Regions from separate parts of the Homo sapiens genome. Here region 2 is linked to region 1. The links are chromatin loops, found by intact Hi-C in ENCODE. Cell type or tissue: IMR-90. All regions are shown on one strand. Each heading gives the region's core, and the rest is flanking DNA. Links, peaks and the distances in the headings are about the cores only.

The links. Hi-C counts contacts between places; a loop is a spot of excess contacts. Peaks named below come from ENCODE experiments on the same cell type or tissue, not always from the same donor. Only the 100,000 strongest peaks of a DNase experiment are listed, where the experiment ranks them.
Region 2: it touches region 1 in a loop (17-fold over the local background); 21 of 110 quality-filtered maps call a loop at or near these places.

The regions. Positions count from the first base shown.
Region 1 is chr2:44,976,301-44,987,102 of GRCh38, reverse strand. No RefSeq gene overlaps it. Among named protein-coding and RNA genes, the nearest start is that of SIX2, 28 kb to the left of the region's middle. RefSeq lists an enhancer at 10,400-10,802. In IMR-90, for the core only: a CTCF peak has its summit at 5,309 (motif pointing left); a DNase peak (open chromatin) is centred at 5,282; H3K27me3 peaks cover 2,286 bases.
Region 2 is chr2:45,572,287-45,583,088 of GRCh38, reverse strand. It overlaps SRBD1 (S1 RNA binding domain 1), which reads left to right. Exons shown (of 21, transcript NM_018079.5): 6 at 1,279-1,396; 7 at 3,076-3,214; 8 at 8,366-8,462; 9 at 9,747-9,882. Among named protein-coding and RNA genes, the nearest start is that of SRBD1, 34 kb to the left of the region's middle. In IMR-90, for the core only: a CTCF peak has its summit at 4,451 (motif pointing right); a DNase peak (open chromatin) is centred at 4,458; H3K27ac peaks cover 320 bases.

The DNA.
Region 1 (10,802 bases), core at 874-8,873:
CTCACTTTTAGTTCAGATTTTTATCAGGCTGCCTCTCTCAGGAAAAGCCCAGAAGTAGAAGAGGTCTGTTTAAAACCCACAGCTGTTTTTTTTTTTCATAGCTAAGGAGGAGATAAGCTATTGAAAAACAGAGAGAGTTTAATTTTTCCACTTTCCAGCCTATTGAATCAGTACCAGAAATATTTTTACCTAATTTTTATGAATAATCTGGAAGAATATGATAAAATCTCCAGATTTTCAGAAGACACTATGCTTTTGAGGGAGTGAAGGACCAAGAGGATGTGAACAAATTCAGGAAGATCTCATGAAGGCTCCTGAGAAAAAGACCAGTAAACTGAGGTAAGTGATGGCCAGACTGGAGATGGATAATAACCCACCTAAATGTGTGAGTTGGGAGCTGAAGGTGAAGGCACACAGATTATTCTTAGCTACTCTCCAAAGACATTAACTAATGAACTGGTGTAGTCAAGAAGTCCAATGCAATTCAATTGCACAATATTAATCAAGAGTCTATGATGTGCCAGGCATCATACCCAGTGCCAGTTTGCAATTATGTGCATAACGTGGACCCTGACATCATGGAGTACATAGCCTATTTCCAAATGTCAACCGGAAGAGGTTTGGAAATACTCTTCTTCCCTGTTCTTTGGAATACTGTGTGCAAAATGGATCACTATGCTCAAAGGAAGCCATAACAGAGCTGGAGAAGGTCCAAAGAAGAGAAAGAACAAGAAGGCAAGTGTCTGCCACCATGCACTTGTTACGTATGTCACCTCCTCTGTGAAGTCCTCCATGGTTGATTCCCCTAGGTAGAATTGACTTACTTTTTTTTTTTTTTTTGAGATGGAGTCTTGCTCTGTTGCCCAGGCTGGAGTGCAGTGGTGTGGTCTCGGCTCATTGCAAGCTCCACCTCCCGGGTTCATGCCATTCTCCTGCCTCAGCCTCTTGAGTAGTTGGGACTACAGGCGCCCGCCACCGTGCCTGGCTAATTTTTTGTATTGTTAGTAGAGACGGGGTTTAATCGTGTTAGCCAGGATGGTCTCAATCTCCTGACCTTGTGATCCACCCGCCTCAGCCTCCCAAAGTGCTGGGATTACAGGCATGAGCCACCGCGCACATCCTGAATTGACGTACTTTTACTTGAGTGTTTCACAGTACTTTGTGAACAATTCTATCATGACACTTTATTTCAAATAATTTTATTATTTTATTTTATTATTTTTGAGACAGTGTCTCACTCTATTGCCCAAGCTGGAGTGCAGTGGCACAGTCTCAGCTCACTGAAGCCTCTGCCTCCTGGGTTCCAGCGATTCTCCTGCCTCAGTCTCCAGGGTAGCTGGGATTACAGGTGCGTGCCACCATGTCCGGCTAATTTTTGTATTTTTAGTAGAAACGGGGTTTCACCATGTTGGCCAGGCTGGTCTCGAGCTCCTGACCTCAGGTGATCCACCCGCCTTGGCCTCCCAAAGTGCTGGGATTACAGGTGTGAACCACCACGTCCAGCTGTAATTTTGAAAAAAACATATCTTCCAAAATACCTGAAGGCAAAGACCTTACTTATTTTTGTATATTTAATATTTAGTATATTATGTACATTTGTATAGTACATGCTTAATAAATATCTGCTAAATTAATGGAAAGATGGAAATAGATTCCATTGGTCTCCAAAGTTTTTGTTCATATGCTGAATCAGAAAAAAATATTTGAGCATGACCCATATATGTATTTTAAATATATAGTATACGATATTATGTACATTATAAACCACATAAAAATTATTAAAATTGAATAAGGTATAAAATTAGCTCTAACATTTTAATATCTTATTTTTAACAGCAATACCAATAGTAGATGCAAATTTAACAGCAATACCAATAGTAGATGCAAATTCATATTTCAAATAACCTCCATAATTTTTATTTTTTTTTGGTCTGGCCTTGTCTGATCTGACCAGGGTATTATTGTTTTCACCTCATAACATGACAGATGAAGTGTCCAAGCCAGGAGCTGAAATGCCTACTCTGTCATTTTTTTTCCCATTGTTTGATTGTATTAATTGTCTAGTTTTTCAATCTAAAGATTGTTTACAAAAATCTTTGAAAGTTTCTTAACCATTTGGGGATGGGTAATTTTACTGAAGCTAGATCCCATTGTCTTGGCACCCATAAACTCAAGCATTTCTGTAACACAAGGCACACAAATGGCTCAAGTCCCCACTTGCAATCCTGTTGGGGAACACCCCCTCTTCCCTTGGCATAGCTTGTGTATAGCAGGTAACAAATACCCACCTGAAACACAGCCTGAAGGTGGGTGTCAGTGTCAAATCTTATATAAAACATTAGTAAAGGCTCACTTTACATTCTTTAGGTAAAATTAAAATACGAATGAGAGTTCTGTTATTTTGGTGTCTCACCCCAAGGCATCATTTTGTGGACTGAGTCATCGACCTTAGGTATCTAGAGAGGCTGCCTTGAACCTTGACAAAAAGGTTTTAAATAGAGAATAAAGACTAGATTTAGAAAGTGTACAGCTAGAGGCAGATACAGAAAAGCTAACTTCAATTAAATAACGTGGTTTCAAAGCATGGTGGCAAAAGTTTTTATACTTGTCCTATCAAGAGGCAGAATTTATCTCCCTTCTCTTCCAACCTGGGCAGGCCTCTGACAATGAGGATGTGGTGGAAGTGGTGTTACGTAACTTCCAAGTCTAGGTCATAAAAGGGTATGCAGGTTCCACCTCATTTACTGGAACTCTCCCTCGCTCACTTGGGGAGCTCTGAGCCTCCCTGAGAGAAGCCCAACTGCCCTGAGGCCCATGATGTGCTCTAGTTGATAGGTCCAGACCAGCCCAGCCTTCCAGCCCTCCCTGCCAAGGCACCAGATGTGCAAGAGAAGCTGTCTTGGACCCTCCAGACCAGCTCACTGGCCAACTAAATGCCCCACGGAACAGAAGAATCATCCAAGCGAGTGCTCTCTGAATTCCTCGTGCACAAAATCATGAGATAGAAGAACACGGTTGTTGTTTTGGTTTGGTTTTGGTTTTTTGGGGTTTTTTGTTGTGGTTGGTTTTGTTTTGAGACAGGGTCTCACTCTGTTGCCCAAGCTGGAGTGCAGTGGCACAAACACAGCTCACCGAACCTTCAACCTCCTGGACTCAAGCCATTCTCCTACCTTGGCTTTCCAAGTAACTACAGGTGTGTGCCACCACACCTGGCTATTTTTTTTACTTTTTGTGGAGATAGAGTCTCGCCATGTTGGCCAGGCTGGTCTCAAATTCCTAGACTCAAGCGATCCTCCCACATCACCCTTCCAAAGAGCTGGGATTACAGGTGTAAGACACTATACCCAGCCTGTTGTTTTAAATCACTAAGTTTTGGGGTAAAGTGGTTATGCAGCAGAGGATTACCAGACAATAAGGAAAGTGTTTTTCAAAACCCGAGGTCTCAAACAGTGGGACTCACCACCTTAGGAGGGAGTAATTGTGGCCATTGTATCAGTATTCACTAAGAATTGGATGGGCCGGGTGCATTGGCTCATGCCTGTAATCCCAGCACTTTGGGAGGCTGAGGCAGGCAGATCACCTGAGGTCAGGAGTTCGTGATCAGCCTGGCCAACATGGTGAAACTTCATCTCTACTAAAAATACAAAAATTAGCCAGGGGTGATGGCGCATGCCTGTAATCCCAGCTACTCAAGAGGCTGAGGCAGGAAAATCGCTTGAACCCAGGAGGTGGAGGTTGCAGTGAGCTGAGATGGCACCACTGCACTCCAGCCTGGGCGACAGAGTGAGACTCTGTCTCAAGAAAAAAAAAGAAAAGAAAAGAAAAGAAGTGGAGAAACATTTACCAAGCATGATGGGGAGGTAGCTGTGTTGCACAGAGTGCTGACCTTGAAGTCAGATGACACTAATAAATCCTGCCACTTAGTAGCTAGGAGTCCTTGGGTGAGTCACTTCACCAGTGTTCCTCACAGGGTTGCAGTGAGCATTAAAGAGCTATGAACATCATCTGCAAACTGGAAGGGACCCTGCTGCTATCAAGTTGTCAAATTGCAGGAAGGATGCCTGCATTGGGTAAGCAATTGAATTAGGTAAGTGAACTCTGAGATTCTGTAAAACCAGGATCAGTCCTAACTCATGTAGTAAGGTGTAAACATGTGTAAAAATATATGCTCTTGGTCCGGCGCAGTGGCCCATGCCTGTAATCCTGGCACTTCGGGAGGCCGAGGCAGGCAGATCACTTGAGGTCAGGAGTTCGAGACCAGCCTGGCCAACATGGTCAAACCCCATCTCTACTAAAAATACAAAAATCAGGCAGTTATGGTGGCCTGTACCTGTAATCCCAGGTACTCGGGAGGCTGAGGCAGGAGAATTGCTTGAACCTGGGAGGTGGAGGTTGCAGTGAGCTCAGATGGTACCACTGCACTCCAGCCTGGGTGACTGAGACTCTTTCTCAAAAAAAAAAAAAAAAAAAAAAAAATATATATATATATATACACACACACACACACACACACACACACACACATATGTATGTATGCTCCAACCTTATCGGTCCAGAGTCCATCTTTCCAAACACTGTTCAGAGTGAAATCCAGATGATCATCTGCCTTGTGGCTTTACCTAACCCCTGAGAGATGTTTAAAAACCCTATTAATCTCTTGGTGAAGGGAAGGGGGTGTCTGTGGACTCCAAGTTAAAAGGATTTGTTTTAGAACAGTATTTCTCGCAGTGTGGTTCCAGCACCAGCAATATTAGCATTATCTGAGAAACTATCAGAAATGTAAATTCTTGCCCCCCATCCCAGCAGATTTACTGAATCAGAAACTCTGGGGTGGGGCCCAGCAATCTGTGCTTGAATAAGCCTCCAGGTGAGTCTGCTATGAGCTCAAGTTACCTTATGATTAGGCTGACAAAGTAAGCAAATCATACACGCTGAAGATCCTGATGGCAGACCTCTGAGAAGAGGCGGAGGGTCTGGGGACAGTCGCAGAATGTGGGAGTGATCGAGAGCATCATTTATGACTTGCCCAAACTCTTCCACAGTGTTCCAGGTCTGGAAGGACCGTCAGTATTTCTGACATGTTTATGAAGGGTTGTTCACGATTCTCAGATAAAGAATCAGAAATATCGAGGGTTTGGGGATGAGAGTGGCTTGGAGAAGGTCAGTTGGAGAGAAGATGATGTGGGTTTCTATGAGATATTAAAGCCCTAAATACAGAGGAGAGGATTCCCAGACAGCTGCCTCACATCACTGCCTGCAAATTCGGCTTCCATCGCAGGCGACGGAGACGCGGAAGGTAAAGTTATGGCGCCACCTGCTGGAGAAACGTAGGCTCGGATTCCCTCCACTTGGAGATTCCGTTCCTCCCTAACACTCAGCCCTAAAGCTCAATCCTCCAGAGACCCCAAACCTGCAAGGGTGCCATGTACCAACCAGGTGGAAAACCACTGTCCTGCTTACCAATACGACTTCAGTTTTTCAAAGCTTGTGCTTTGGGGTCTGAGAATTGCAATGTTACAAGCCTAGCAATCTTTCCCAAAGGAGACTGGTATAGAATAAACATGCTCCAAGTTCCTTAAAAAGATAGGACCAGAGGAGGTTCACCTATCCATAAATAATCAGCCCCCCTTGTCAGTCCACCATAGTGAGGGTCCTCTTCCCAGACCAGGGACAGATGCTGCCAAGGCTCCGGAAAGAGTCATGGGCCCATGAGAGATACGCCTTTCCTGGCACGTGAGCCATCAGAGATCCAAAGCCAGTACCGGGCACTGATGAATGTGCAAGCACTCCACTCTGTGTAGACCAGGTCTGAAGGGCTCCATAATGACCCAATCATGGCAGCAGATGCCCTAAAAATGGCTCCCTCCTCTAGGGATCATTAGAAAGCTATTAAGGATGTCTAATTATTTCCTAGTGCTAATAAAGATGCCAATAAGCCAGGCAAGTTTTCTCACTTTTATGGAGATAATTAGAAGGCCAATTATTTTTTATGTCCATAAAAGAGTGAAACTTTAACCGCTGTCCCTGCAGCTGTATTTTATACCACCCTTGTGACAGAAGCTGCTTTGTAGCACTTCATTACGCATTAACAAGGATCTCGGGTTTTTAAACTCCAAACCACAGTCTACCCCAGATTCAGAGTTAGTCTGAAGGAAGTGGAGCAGGAAAATAGGCAATAGATCATTCTCTAAGACTTTGAGGGGAAGGAGTCATCTTGGCCATGCATTCTGCTTCGGAGATTGTATCCTACCCAACTCTAAGGCAGTGGTTCTCAAACTTGAGCTCATAGCAGACTCACCTGGAGGCTTATTCAAGCACAGATTGCTGGGCCCCACCCCAGAGTTTCTGATTCAGTAAATCTGCTGGGGTGGGGACAAGAATTTACATTTCTGATAGTTTCCCAGATAATGCTAATATCGCTGGTGCTGGAACCACACTGCGAGAAACACTGTTCTAAAACAAATCCTTTTAACTTGGAGTCCACAGACACCCCCTTCCCTTCACCAAGAGATTAATAGGTAGAATTCAAAGGGGTCCATGACTTTGGTTGGGAAAAGGCTTACGTCTTTATCTTCACTAACTTCCAACTGAAATTTAGCTTTTTAAAAAATGATGAATGTAGGTAACAGACCACAGTAGTGATAACAGCAGTGATAACAGATATTTTCCAATCCCATTACAGTAGTGGCAGGTTTCTGCAAATATCATCTATGCTTATCCGTGTTTTAAAACTCCAGTGGTTACTAGTCCTGCCAGTAGATTTTATTCTTTAATCCATTAATGGAGAAGCACATATTACTATATCACTGCTTTAAAAATATTGTGATAACTGTATTTCAAAATGATTGGTTTCCTTTGATGTCCTATGTATTATCTTTTGTGCGTTTGAAAGTGTTATTCAGACTGCCCGGGGAGGAGGGGGGAAGGGAGGAGGGGGGAAGGGAGGAGGGGGGAAGGGAGGAGGGGGGAAGGGAGGAGGGGGGAAGGGAGGAGGGGGGAAGGGAGGAGGGGCTATGGCACACAAAAAAGTGTAAGAATCTTGCTCTAAAGGTATGAAATTAATCCTCAAGAATAACTCAGAACTTCCTTCAAGGAAAAGTTTAAAAGAAGTGATAATGCTTGGATAAATGAGGAGAGGAGCGACAGGGAGGTAGCTGAGAGGCAGGGGGATGGATGAGATGGCCAGGTTGTTTTACCTCAGTGATGAATGGAGACCAAGAAAAGTCCACTTGGTCTTCCCTGTGCTCTTCACAAGAGGTTAGGTCAGGCCTCTTAAAACACTATCCCTCGGCCAGGCGCGGCGGCTCATGCCTGTAATCCCAGCACTTTGAGAGGCTGAGCGGGGTGGATCACCTGAGGTCAAGAGTTCGAGACCAGTCTGACTGACATGGTGAAGCCCGTCTCTACTAAAAATACAAAAATTAGGGCAGGGCATGGTGGCTCACGACTATAAACCCAGCACTTTGGGAGGCTGAGGCGAGTGCATCACCTGAGGTCAGGAGTTCGAGATCAGCCTGGCCAACACAGTGAAACCCCATCTCTACTAAAAATACAAAAAATTAGCTGGGTGTGGTGGTGAGCACCTGTAATCCCAGCTACTCCGGAGGGAGGCTGAGGCAGGAGAAACACTTGAACCCAGGAGGCAGAGGTTGCAGTGAGCCAAGATCACACCATTGCACTCCAGCCTGGGCAACGAGAACAAAACTCCGTCTAAAAAAAAAAAAAAAAAGCCGGGTGTGGTGGCAGGTGCCTGTAATCCCAGCTACTCAGGAGGCTGAGGCAGGAGAATTGCTTGAACCCAGGAGGCAGAGGTTGCCGTGAGCTAAGATCGCACCATTGCGCTCCAGCCTGGGCCAGAGTGAGACTCTGTCTCAAGGGGAAAAAAAAAAAAAAAAAAAAACGCCCCTCAATTCTCAACATGGCGTGAGCAGTGGCAATAGCAACTATATAGCATTAATATTTTAAATATTATGAACTTCTATCAGGAACCATATGGTTATTAAAGACTTAGGTGTATCATATATTCTCTGGGAGATCCGATTTTTTGTTTGTTTGTTTGTTTGTTTTGTGAAACAAGGCATCACTCTGTCACCCGGACTAGAGTGAAGTGGTGCTGTCACATCTCACTGCAGCCTTGACCTCCTGTGCTCAAGCGATCCTCCCACCGCAGCCCCCAGAGTAGCTAGGACTACAGGCGCATGCCACCATACCAGGCCAATTTCTGTATTTTTTGTAAAGTTAGGGTTTCGCTATGTTGCCCATGCTGGTACCAAACTCCTGGGCTGAAGTGATCCACTTGCCTCAGCCTCCCACGGTGCTGAGATTACAGGCATGAGCCACTGCGCCTGGCCTGACAGTGGTCATGATTTTATGAAGTGCAGAGATAGAAAGGCTATCCACTCAATAATTCAGAGATGAACCTGATCTCTAACTCCAAATCCTGCACTTTCCAGCCAGTTGAAGGAATGGGCATGTGTGTGGTGTGTGTGTGTGTGTGTGTGTGTGTGTGTGTGTGTGTGTGTGTGTGTCTGGAGGACAGAGTTGGGAGAGATGGCCCCTGTCATGAAATCCTTCTCTACCCCTTCAGGCAAACAAACCCTGGCCCTGTGGTCCCTAGACCCAACCCCAAAGTTCTCCTTTATATGAACAAAGGAAAGAGCCTGGGATCTGGAGTCAGAGATTTGAGTTCCAATGCTGATTCTGCCATTGTAATTCCAGGTGATTTACTCAACCTCCCCTAACCTTAGTCTCTACCTCCGTAAAATGAGTTTACCATCCCCCTGGCGTGGCTGTGGTGCCCAGTGGATGCTTAGTAAATGCCAGTGGCCATCACTCTTACACCTTCCTCTGCTCCAGTGGCCCCATACCAGCACTGTCTCTCTACTTCCCTGTCAATCTCTGTCATTTTGGCCTGGCCACACTTCTCCTCCCTCCTTTTCCAACTCATCCCAATCTTGCTTACACCTAAATCTCCTAACTCTCCCAGAACTGGGCATCTGAAAATAGCTCACTCAGTATCTCCAGCTATGCAAAAGAGGGCCTGATTATGTCTTCCTTAAAGATTGCTACTGGCTGTTGCCTGAACAGAGGAGTGGGTGCCTAGTCAGAGAAGAGAGATGGTTTCTTCCAGCAAGCCTTCCCTAGAACAGTTCAAATCTTTCTGGCATATTTCTTTGCCAGAAAAAGTCTGGAACTTGTTTTGACTTTGTCCTTCCCCTCTCCTGTGTGTGTTGAGACAAGTCCCCCAAACCTATGGCTTTGAGTGCAACCCCCATACTTCTACATCTTCCCGCTTCTCAACCCACCCACCCTTTGTGGATGGTGCCAGGGAAGCACACTGATGCTTTGTTTAAGAAGTGGGAGGAACTGGCAGTGTCAACTCCTCAATGTCTTGCATTCAGATGTGTTAATCCTTTTATTTGCTCTGTGTCCTTAGGCAAGTCGCCTAACCTTTCTGGGCTTAGGATCAACATATCCTGGTGGAGGGAGGAAATGGTTGCTTCATTTTCCTGAGTGTCTAGAAGGAGCGAGAGCAGATTCAGTTTAATCACCGCAAAGAGGGGTCATTAAAGTTTAGAGAGAATGATAGCGATGTCACTAGACCCAAGGTTCACAATGCTTCCCTGCACCCTCTTTCCTATCCAGCCATCCTTGATACCTGCCTCATAAAAGAAACAGAAGACGTAACCCTTAGGCATTCTGTACAGGGAAGATAGGCTTAAAAACAAAAATGACAGCATATGTGACAAGCACTACTCTGGCCTTATGGAAAAGCACTCCAGGTGCAGGTGAGTGAGTGACCAACTCCTCCTGGAGTGGGGTAGCTGGGCCCAGATGTGATTTGCACACTGGCTGAGCACAGCGGGCTGAGGGAAGGGAAGGATACGGAAGGGACGCCATGCATTAAGGGATAGTGTGCCATTCACCAAACTGGGGCATTCAGGAGGAGAAGCAGGTTTCCCACAAAGGATGAGGAAAAAAATAGTCAGTGTGAATGTAGACATGCTAGGTCATAGAAATGGGAGGCTACAGCTGGAAGACCACAGCCCAAGAGCGTCTGAACCCAATGAACCCAATGCATTCTTTTTTTTTTTTTTTTGAGACGGAGTCTCACTCTGTCACCCAGGCTGGAGTTCAGCAGCGCTATCTCAGCTCACTGCAACCTCCACCTCCTGGGTTCAAGCAATTCTCCTGCCTCAGCCTCCCATGTGGCTGGGACTACAGGTATGTGCCACCACACCTGGCTAATTAGTTTTGTATTTTTAGCAGAGATGGAGTTTTGCCATGTTGGCCAGGCTGGTCTCAAACTCCTGACCTCAGGAGATCTGCCTGCCTCAGCCTCCCAAAGTGCTAGGATTACAGGCGTGAGCCACCGCACCCAGCTTCCAATGCATTCTTGAGGGAAGTATGTGCCCAAAGGACAAGCAAGAATAATAACCATAATCTTTGTCATAATGATGATGATAACTACAATAGTAACCTGCATTGACTGAGCACTTACTAAGTGCCAGGCAGTTGCTTCGTGTCTTGATTTGTTGTTTAATCTTCATAACAAACCCATAAGGTGGATATTGTTGCCTTCATTTTACAGATAGGAAAACTGAAGTACCAAGGGAATGTGTAACAAAGCTCATTATCACATACCACTATGTGCCCAAACCCTGACATGGTGCCCTCGTGGGCCAGGTGGGACAGACTCCGTTTACTCCCGGCTAATGACCACAGCACCACGAGCCACCATGGGCCAAACAGTCACTATGCCTGTCCCCTCCCAAATTGGTTGTGAGCTTCAGTAGCTCCAG
Region 2 (10,802 bases), core at 1,029-9,028, 600 kb before region 1:
TACAATAGGATGAGAAGCATTAACTGTAACAACAGGATTGTATATTCACAGTGAAAACCTGTTGTAAAGTGGGGGAACTACTGTGCCCACCCTTCCTTTTGTCGTTAGTTGTTTAGTGATCCCTGTAAATTGATTCCTGGAATCAACTTTTCTACATGGAATCCTGGTTCTTTTTAGTGGGGAATGGTATTTGGAAACCAATTATGGGTGCTAGGTGTGCCCATCCTGAGCAGTGATACTCCAGTAGCAATGAGCATATCTAGTACCTATACCTTGGTTTTTAAGTATCATTCTTCTGATTCCAGGGCTGGGGCAGGGAAACTAGAAGATAAGCCTGAAATATCATATGCCAGAGAATAAGGAAGTGCTCGCAGAATGACAGATACATGTCAAAAGGACACAGAAGCTAGCTTGAAGGGGTTACTTTTGGCCAAATCTGGAAAAATTTGAACATTAAGATAAATGATAGCAATGGATTGTAGCACTAAGTAAAATAAAAAACCATTAAATCTATAGTGATATAAATAAATCAGTGAATAAATTCAAAGTTTAATGAGGAATGGGATAATTATATAGTCTCAAAGTACCTCTCCACAAAATACTTATAATTACAAGAGGAATAAAGAGTACCTGTGTCTTGGAGAAACCCACAGATACTACCTTAATCAAATGATCAAAGTTAATTAGTAATGAGACAAATCAAAATCATTTGTCACCTAATAACGTGTAGTAAGAACACAGTATGACTTCTATGATATTTCTGCCAAAGATGCTCCATCGGTATTTAATTGTGAGGAAACATCAGAGAAACCCAAGCTGCAGGACATTCTACAAAATAACTGTCCAGTAGCGTTCAAAAACATCAAGGCCTTATCAAGGAGAAGAAAATCAAGGAGAGACTAAAATATTGTTTTAGCTTGAAGGAGACTGTAGTTGCATGCCAACTACATGTAACCCATAATTCTTAACTGAATCCACTATAAAGGATATTATTGGGACAGTTGGTAAAACCTGAATGAGCTCTGCATTAGATGGTAGTAATATATTAGTGTTAATTACCTGATAATGATGGTTATTTTGTGGTTATGTAGAAGATTTGTATTTGTAGGAAATCACACTAAAGTGTTGGAGTGCAGGGATGTTAACTTATTCTCAAACAGTTCAGAGACAATAAAGTTCCTTTTACTTTACCTGCAACTTTTCTGTAAGTTTGAGGTAGCTTTGAAAAGAAAGTTTTGACATACAGTTTTGGTATATTACAAAAGTTTCTCTTTTCAGGGCTGTTGCAAAGAAAGTTCATAGTACAATCCAGAAAATTAAGAAGGAAGGGAAGATGTCTGAGTGCTTGTTAAAAGCCATGCTGAATTGTAAAACTTTTGAAGAACTAGAACACGTGGTAAGGAATCCTTTTTATCTTTTAATGTAATACCTGAATATATTGCAATTTGGGTCTTCTTATGATTAAAGAACACCAAGAAATAAAAAGCTAACGTCATTAGCCACCATTATTTAATGCAACAAAATATTTATTCTTTATTCAATAAATATTTATAGAGTGTTTTTTTTGTGCTAGGCACTTGGGTTTACAAAGATGAATAAATACATAGTCTTTGTCTCAAGGAATTTCCAGTCAAGTAGGGAAGGACAGTAGATTATACAAACGTGAAGCTTATCAGAGAGGGCTGAACTAGAGATCCAGATGTGGATGTCTTCAGCCTGTAGTTGGTACGTGAAACCATGAGAATGGAAGAACTCAAGAAGTGTTTGTTAGCAGGTCAGGATTGACCACTGGAGGTTACCACCTTTTGAAGTGTGGATGGAGGATGTGAGAGCATAAGGAGGTAGGAAAAAAATAGAGAAGTATGAGGAGAATCAGGAGATGATGGTGCCCTGGAACAGCAGGGAAGAGAGTTTTAGATGGAGGTCATGATCAGCAGTTATGTGTAGCAGAGAAGTTTGGCAGAATGAAGACTGAAAAAAATATATATATTTGGTAATTAGGAGATCATCATGGATTTTTGTGATATCATTTCCTGCAAGGTATGTGAGAAGAGAAGCCAGATGATGGTGGGTTGGAGAGTGAGTGGATTAAGAAGTAGAAGAATTGGCTGGGCGCGGTGGCTCAAGCCTGTAATCCCAGCACTTTGGGAGGCCGAGGTGGGCTGATCACGATGTCAGGAGTTCAAGACCAGCCTGGCCAAGATGGTGAAACCCCGTCTCTACTAAAAATACAAAAATTAGCTGGGCGTGGTGGCGGGTGCCTGTAATCCCAGCTACTCAGGTGGCTGAGGCGGAGAATTGCTTGAACCCGGGAGTAGGAGGTTGCAGTGAGCTGAGATCGTGCCACTGCACTCCAGCCTGGGCTACAGGGCAAGACTCCATCTCAAAAAAAAAAAAAAAAAAAAAAAAAAAGAAGTAGAAGAATTGACCGGCCAGGTGCGGTGGCTCACGCCTGTAATCCCAGCACTTTGGGAGGCCGAGGCGGGCAGATCACGAGACCAAGAGATCAAGATCACCCTGGCCAACATGGTGAAACCCTGTCTCTACTAAAAATGCAAAAAAAAAAAAAAAAAAAAATAGCTGGACGTAGTGGTGCGCTCCTGTAGTCCCAGCTACCTGGGAGACTGAGGCAAGAGAATCACTTAAACCTGGGAGGCAGAGCTTGCAGTGAGCCGAGATCGCGCCACTGCACTCAGGCCTGGGCGAAAGAGCGAGAGTCCATCTCAAAAAAAAGAAAAAAACAAAAAAAACGAAGAAGTAGAATTATGTGTAGAACACTTTTAAAGGAGCTTGCTTGAGTTGAGGACTTTGCAGTCCAAGCAATGAGTTTTTAAGATGAGTGAAACCAAGCAACTAATTTAGCATATAGAAAAATATAAAGAATAAGATAAAGCACATACCATCTTCATACAGTAAAGCATTTTCAAATTAGTTTTAATTCATCTCTGAAGGAAGAGGAAAAGATTGAGAAAAGGATTTCTTTAGCATTCTCAGCATGTCCTCTAATTTTGTAACCTAGTTTTAACTTTTGTTTTTTTAAAACATAATCATATGTTTTCTGTCTTTATTTTCTAGTCTGCTCCATATAAAACTGGAAGCAAAGGGACTAAAGCCCAGAGAGCAAGACAGTTGGGCTTAGAAGGAGCAGCCAGGGCACTGCTTGAGAAACCAGGGGAGCTCAGTCTGCTATCGTACATTAGGCCTGACGTTAAAGGTACTGGCTTTATTTACAGAGATCAACTTTGTTTCTTTTTTTTTTTTTTTAATTTAAAAACGTATGTTAAAAAACTGTTTTGTTAAGTACTGATTATACAAAAGAATATTACAGCGTATGTAGAATAATTGAAATAAATCCTGACATACCTATTGAGTAGCCATTCAGCTTTTCTCTTTTGATGAAGTGCCTGTTCTAGTCTTTTGCCCGTTTTTCTATTGTATTGTTCTTTTTAAAATTATTATTTTAAAATAATTTTTGTCATTTATATGTGTTGCAAATCTTTTTTCCCAGTTTGTAACTTGTCTTTTCACTTTCTTTATGGCATCCCTTGATAAATAGGTATTAGTTGAGTTTTATTATAGTTAATCATCTTTTAAGATAATAGCTGTATTTTCTTTTTAAAGAAATTCCTTCATATCCCAAGTTTATAAAGATTCTCCTATATTGTCTGTTACAGCTTTTATTTCTGAAAATTTGTTTACTTGCAAAAGTCATAAATACTCTTTAAAAATGTCAAGAGTTTTGACATCCAGGAAGTGTAAAGTGAAGCTCCACTCTCACACTTCTACTGTAGAAGTAAAGTGTATTTTTCTGAAATTTCCCTCCAAGTGTATCTTCCTGTTTTGTGTGTGTGCATGCACAACAGAGAATAAGAGAGGGAAGAAGTAAGGGAGACATATTTCTAAGAAAAACTCAAGGGAAATGACAGTTGATAAATGTCAAGATGCATTGGTTTTATTGTAAAAATGAGTCTTAGAGTGACAACTTTGGTTAAGAGTGGCTTTTTCTCAGGAATTCGCTGTTAGGATTGAGTGGGGAAATTGATGTTTTGGTGGTCTCTACTCTCAAAAAATTATTTTTTTAATATTAAAAAATTATATAGTTAACATGTGCAACATGATGTTTTGATATACATATATTAATACATAGTGAAGTGAGTATTATAGTCAAACTATTCTATACATGATAATCAAGCAAATTAACATATTCATCATCTCACATAGTTACCTTCTTTTGTGTTAAGAGCACCTAAAATCTGTCTTAGCAAATTCACAGTATACATTACGATATTATTAACTGTAGCCCCCGTGTTGTATGTTAGAACTCTAGTCTTTTTCAGCCTATGTAGCTACAACTTTGTACCCTTTGACCTACGTCTTTCCACCCCGCCCCCACCTCCAGTTTCTTTTGTCCTTCTGTGGATCCCATAGGCTGGGACATGTAAATGTCTGTAGGGGGCAGTCTCTGATAACAAAATCCACAGTATGTACTAATCTGTAGAAAATTATAGCATACTATAGCCTGTTTTTATTTTACATAACCCAGCAAATGTGAATTTGTGATTTAAAAAACTGAGTGGGTGTGTCTGTAAAATCCAAATATCTGTTCATACCCAAACACACTTAATCTTAATGTTTGGAGAAGGGCAATAATGAAAAAGTAAAAAAGGATTATGTGAATTTAGAGATGGGTTGAAATGAGTAAAATTCAAGTTTGTTTAATTTTTAATGTGTATTTATAGTTAGATTTCCAAATGGTTGCAACACTTAATATTTTAATAATAGCTAAGACTATAGCTAAGCATTAAGGTTAACCACAGTGGGAAACTGTCTGTGCCCAGTCATCATATGTTTTATTAAAATGGAATGTTGAAACTTTCAGAATGTTAGATGCACAAAGGCTTATCGACTGCTTTTATTTTTATTTTTCTCCTTGTGGTTGATTTTCTTTCCTTCTACTTCTCACTACCTTTGGTACCAAGGTCTCTTGAGTTCTCTCATACACTGAGTTCCTACTGGGTAGGTTTTTGATAACCATATCTCTTTGGATTGTCCTACATGGTGATGCTGCTGGAATATATGACAATGGACACTTGGTGATACTTCTTATAATGTGGATAGTTCAGGGTCTAGCACAGTTACAGTAGTACTGTACTAGCAGACGTGTGAGGACTTTTGTTTGCTTTACTCCCTCTTTCTTTTACCCTGATCAAAAATGTAGAATTATTATTAGTAAGTCTATATAAGCTAGGTACTGCTTTTTTTTTTAAGTTTGATAGGAATGTTTTCTCTTTCTCTTTGTCTCCTCCTCCTTTATGTTACACACAATCATGATCATCCTTAATTTTACTTGTTTTTCGAAAGAAGTTTCATAATTCCTATCATTCCTGAAAGAAATATTTAAGAAACCAGATAGTTCAGTTTTTTTTTTCCCCAGTAGAAGACACTTCTTGCTTGCTTGCCACAGACCAGTAAGCATTTGGTCTGAATCATAAAGCTATACTGTGCCACAAATGGACTATGTCCTGGGAGATCCAAAATACTACTTTCGTGTCCAAGAGGAAGTTCTGTCATACATAAGAAGAGGTAGCTTAAGTGCGGAGAAAGTGAAAAGAAATGTTGGCCTTTCGGTTTTTGTTTACAGGTGTGGAGGTTTGAAGATTCTGTAGCTGGGAAGATTTCATTGTAAGGCAAAGGATATGATTTTCTGGTTCTGTGTACCATATTTCCTCCTGATTTAACTGAGGTGCTAAACTTTTGGAACATCTGTTATCTTGGCTGTATTAAACCCACAAGATCTATTCCCTTTGATTGGGAAAGGAGCTTTTTCAAAACACAGAAGACTTTCCTTTTAAATTATTTTTCTCCCTGGTTGGACTGAGAAGGGGAATGTAATTTGAAAGAGTGTCCCAAATGATTCTGATAATTTCTATCTCCCATTGAGAACCACTGCTCTAGAAGTAGCTCAAGGCATTTCCCTAGTGGCAGTTTTTTAAAGTTGAATGAGTATCAGAGTTATCTGGGACACTCCGTGAAGTACTTCATTTCCACAGTCTAGCCATTCATAGTTTTAACAAGTACCTGGTATGATTTTATTTTTGGGTCCTTGGACTACACTTTACAACATTTCTCTAGCGCTCTAGCACAATTTTAATTAGATTCATTAATTACATAAAGTTTCAAATTATATTCCCCTCTTATGATGGGGGATTTTCAAAGGCCCTTTCTTATTGCAAAGTCTATAATTTCTTCTGTCCTCTGCTTCCATTAATGGTTCTCCCTGTAGGTTCCATCTTTACTATTGAGTTATCACCCTGTTGTTGTCATTAAACTTCATGTGATGATGCTCTGGGATACTTGGAACTCCAGGAATTAGTTCTTGTGAATGGTTTTCCTAGATGAAGACTGAGAGAGCTAACAGAAGAGCAAATGTTTATTGAGTGCTCTATGTGTTATAGCTGTTTTAAGTCCATTAGATATACAGTCTCCCATCTTGTAAAGGTAATTTGTTACTGAAAATTCCCTCATAGGAAAGTTTTCTTAAAATGTAAATAGAATTACTATTAGTTTCATTAGCCACATTTCTTTCTTTAAATTTCTTTAAAATGTAATTGACCGTTGCATAATACAGAGATTAGGGGAACAACCCCCACCCCCCCCGACTCCCTCTTCAAAGTTGAAAATTTAGGTATAACTTTTGACTTTATAAAAACTTAATTGTTAATAGCCTACTGTTGACCTGAAGCCTTACTGATGACATAAAGCTGATTAACACACATTTTGTGTGTTATATGTGTTATATACTGTATTCTTACAATAAGGTAAGCTAGAAAAAAGAAAATGTTATTAAGAAATTTGTAAGGAAAAAATATATTTACTGTTTATTAAATGGAAGTGGATTATCATAAAGGTCTTCATCCTCATCATCACATTGAATAGGCTGACGAGAAAAAGGAGGAGGAGGAGGAGGAGGAGTTGTTTCTGTCTCAGGAATAGCAAAAGCAGAAGTGGTGGAGGAGGTGGAAGGGGTGACGAGAGGCAGGCACCCTTGTTCCAACTTTTATTGTAATTAATCCATGTAGAAGTGCAGACTGGTGCAGTGGCTCACGCCTGTAATCCCAACACTTTGGGAGGCTGAGGGGGGCAGATCACTTGAGGTCACGAGTTCGAGACCAGGCTGGCCAACACAGTGAAAGCCCGTCACTACTAAAAATACAAAAATTAGCTGGGTGTGGTGGTGTGTGCCTGTAATCCCTGTTACTTGGGAGGCTGAGGCAGGAGAATCACTTGAACCCAGGAGGCAGAGGTTGCAGTGAGCCAAGATCGCACCACTGCACTCCAACCTGGAAGACAGTGAGACTCCATCTCAGAAAAAGAAAAAGAAGTGGACCTGTACCCATGTTGTTTAAAGGTCAACTGTAAACATAATTACTTCAGTAGGTAACATAGCTATCCTAACACAACCAAACTAGATATTTTCTATTTATTAATTATGCCATAACAAATATCTTCCTGTCCTCTTTGGCTTTTGTACCTTATTACTTATTAAAACTTTACTTACAGGAAAATATACATATGATATGCAGTGCTTGTGTAATTCAGGTTTAGTGCAAAAAACGTTTCATGCAAATAGAATGATAAAGACAAAAGAAATGAAACAAAGCAGTGCAAATGATCTCTCTCAGTGTAAGTTGATATCAGAAAGACCTTGATTTACAAGATTCATTGCTATAAATTAGCAAATTAGAAATGCTTAAAGAGAACTTAATGCTCATCTGTAGACAATTTAACTGTGAAGAGGAACAACTGCATGAAAACTCTTGTTTTGTGCTTTTGAGATTTGTGAAATTCAAATGGGTCGTTGAAAATGTGAAAAAATGCCCCATAATCCAAAATAGAAATTGCTTCTAAAGGATAATTTTTTAAACAAATGGAGTAGTGTCCCTTGGGTTTTGACTCTATTAATATATATTTCCCATAACATCTTTAGTATTTGTAATCACTTCATAAAGGAGGTACTGTTATGATTCCATTTTTATAGGAAACTGAGGTACAGAGGAGTCAAGTAGGTTGCCCAGTGTCTCACAACTGGCAAATGGTAGAACCAGGATTCGACAAGGCAGCTGGCTCCAGAGATGCATTTTTACCACTGGGCAGTATATTATGTATTATGTCTGTATTATTGCTTTTGGAGACTTGTTTTTGTTACAAAGGGAAGCTAGTATACTGCTGCAATATCTTTCTGTCTTAAGACTGTCAACTTAAGGTTTTATTTTGACTGGAATTAATTTACTGTGATTTAGTTATAGAATTTAAAACCAATCGTATACTTTTTGTTTTTGTTTTCCTTTTTACCCTTCTCCTAAAGGGCTTTCAACGCTTCAGGATATTGAAATAGGAGTGCAGCATATTTTAGCAGATATGATTGCTAAAGACAAAGACACGCTTGACTTCATTCGGAACTTGTGAGTATCTCTTTTATGGAGTTTTCTGCTTTATGGACTCATGCTGTTAAGGGTCACACGGTTAGTGCTAATACCAATGTTCATTAAAAACTTTGTTTTCAGACTTTTTTTTAAAGTAGCAAAACTCTTTGTTCAAACAACAGAGCCCAAATATATAAAACAGATAAAAGTAAAGTTGTTTTAATTGAATTCTGGACAGGGAGCCTGGAACTCTGCCTACTCACCCTCCTTACACTGAGGCATCTCAGTGGAGGGGCCTGATGAGTTTAAAAACCATTGCCTTACACAATATATACGAAGAGAGATTCATGTCCTTTAGAGTGGCATTGCTTTTTAAACATGTTGATTGTGATGTATGCTTATTTTATAGTATCTCGTTTCTGGTGTTTACCAGTGATTGGCTTTACTTGAGAATGTGTAATATCAGATATGAATAAAAGTACTGACCTCCAAATGATTTTTAGCTGTTGAGGAGAGCAGCTTATCTATGGCATCACAGTCCCAATTTATCAGACATTAAAGATCTTTGACCTAGAGCCTTCTTGGGCTTATGGATTTTATGCATCATTAAAAAAACACATTAATTAAAAACCCTATTTTTGTATTATTTTGTTCTTTTTCTGCTGTGTATCAGAAGACAGGTTTCTGCTAGAGGTTTGTTCTTCCTCTCTCTCCCTCCACATATCTAGCTGTTTGAGCTGTGCAGAGGAGAGGAAAGGAGGAGATGACCTAGTTGACTACTGTTGCTAGAAAGAACTTTTGTATTTTCTCAGTGGCTCCAGCAGGAATGAGTTGAAGCAAAATAATTGCTCAGGTTTTAAAATGTGTTTTTATAAGTAATTATGCCACTTAAATTTGGTTCAGTATTATAAATTGTTATTGGAAGCTGTCCTGACACATCCTTTTGTTTCTCTTTTTTTAAGTTTTTAATTGACTGTGACTGTCTTAGTGATTAGAAAAGTCTGATATTTAGATCAGAGCTATTGGTTTGATTTCTATAGATAGTTTTGATCTTTTGCATAATTGCAGATGGTTTCTGAATTCATTTAGGCATTTTATGGGAAGATTGAGTAGATATATAAATAGATCTGGAGGACTATGCTAGTATGAATAGGCAAAGAGTCCTTTTGATGGGGTAGTAATATCAATTTCATAGCTGGGCATCATTAAAAAAACTCACTTGGTAATGGCTTAACTTTTTTTGCTATCCTTATTTCTATATATTCTTTACTAAAGCACAAATTAATAACTGCTTGTTTTTTGAACACTTGTGTATCTGAACAGGTGCCAGAAGAGACATGTTTGTATCCAGTCATCTCTGGCAAAAGTATCCTCAAAAAAGGTAAATGAGAAAGATGTTGATAAGTTTCTGCTCTACCAGCATTTTTCCTGCAACATAAGAAACATTCACCATCATCAGGTAAATAAAGAAACTGCATGTGCATGCTGATTTCGTAATAATGATAATATTTTGGATTTGCCTGCTACTTTACTAAGAATTTAAATAATTTTATGTCAACTGTTTTCTTTTTTCTTTATATAAATTCTTATAATATTGTCATATCCTTGCCGCTTCACAAATTGGGAAGTAATGACCCGGAGAAGTTAACAAGTGACATTGAGAATTATTAGCAGAGCTGACAATATAACATTTTAGGTATCTTGACTTTTTGGCTGGTGATCTTTTTGTTAGACTCTGCTTCCCAGTATCCTTATATTTGAGCTCAATTCTGGATCTCTTCCCTGTGAAATACAAATATGAGATATCTGATTTAGAATAAAGTGTGAGAGGTCTCATTTACTTATATAAATCAGTCATTGTATCTCAGTGTTTTAATTTCATTTTTCAGTTTACTAATTTTTTTTCCTAAGTGTAGTCGTAGGCTATATCTACATTGTGGAATGTGGCTTTTAAATTACATAGGGCAAAAAGGAGATAAAAACCAAAAATACAGTAACACTGGCGTTTATATTTACATATATCATGACATTTATCAGTGTTCTTTATTTCTTTGTATGGCTTCAAGTTACTATCTAGTGCCCTTTCATTCCAGTCTGAAGCACTTCCTGTAATATTTCATGTAAGGCAGGTCTACTAGTGACAAACTTCCTAGTTTTTGTTTTTCTGGAAAATCTTAATTTCTCCTTTTTTAAAAAATTTATGTTTAATTGTGGTAAGATGAACATAACATAAAATGTACCATCATAACCATTTTTAAGCATACAGTTCAGTAATGGGAAGCATAGTCATATTGTTGTGCCACCAATCTCCAGCAATTTTTTTATCATGCAAAACTGAAACTCTATGCCCATTAAACATTTCATTCATTTTTTTATAGA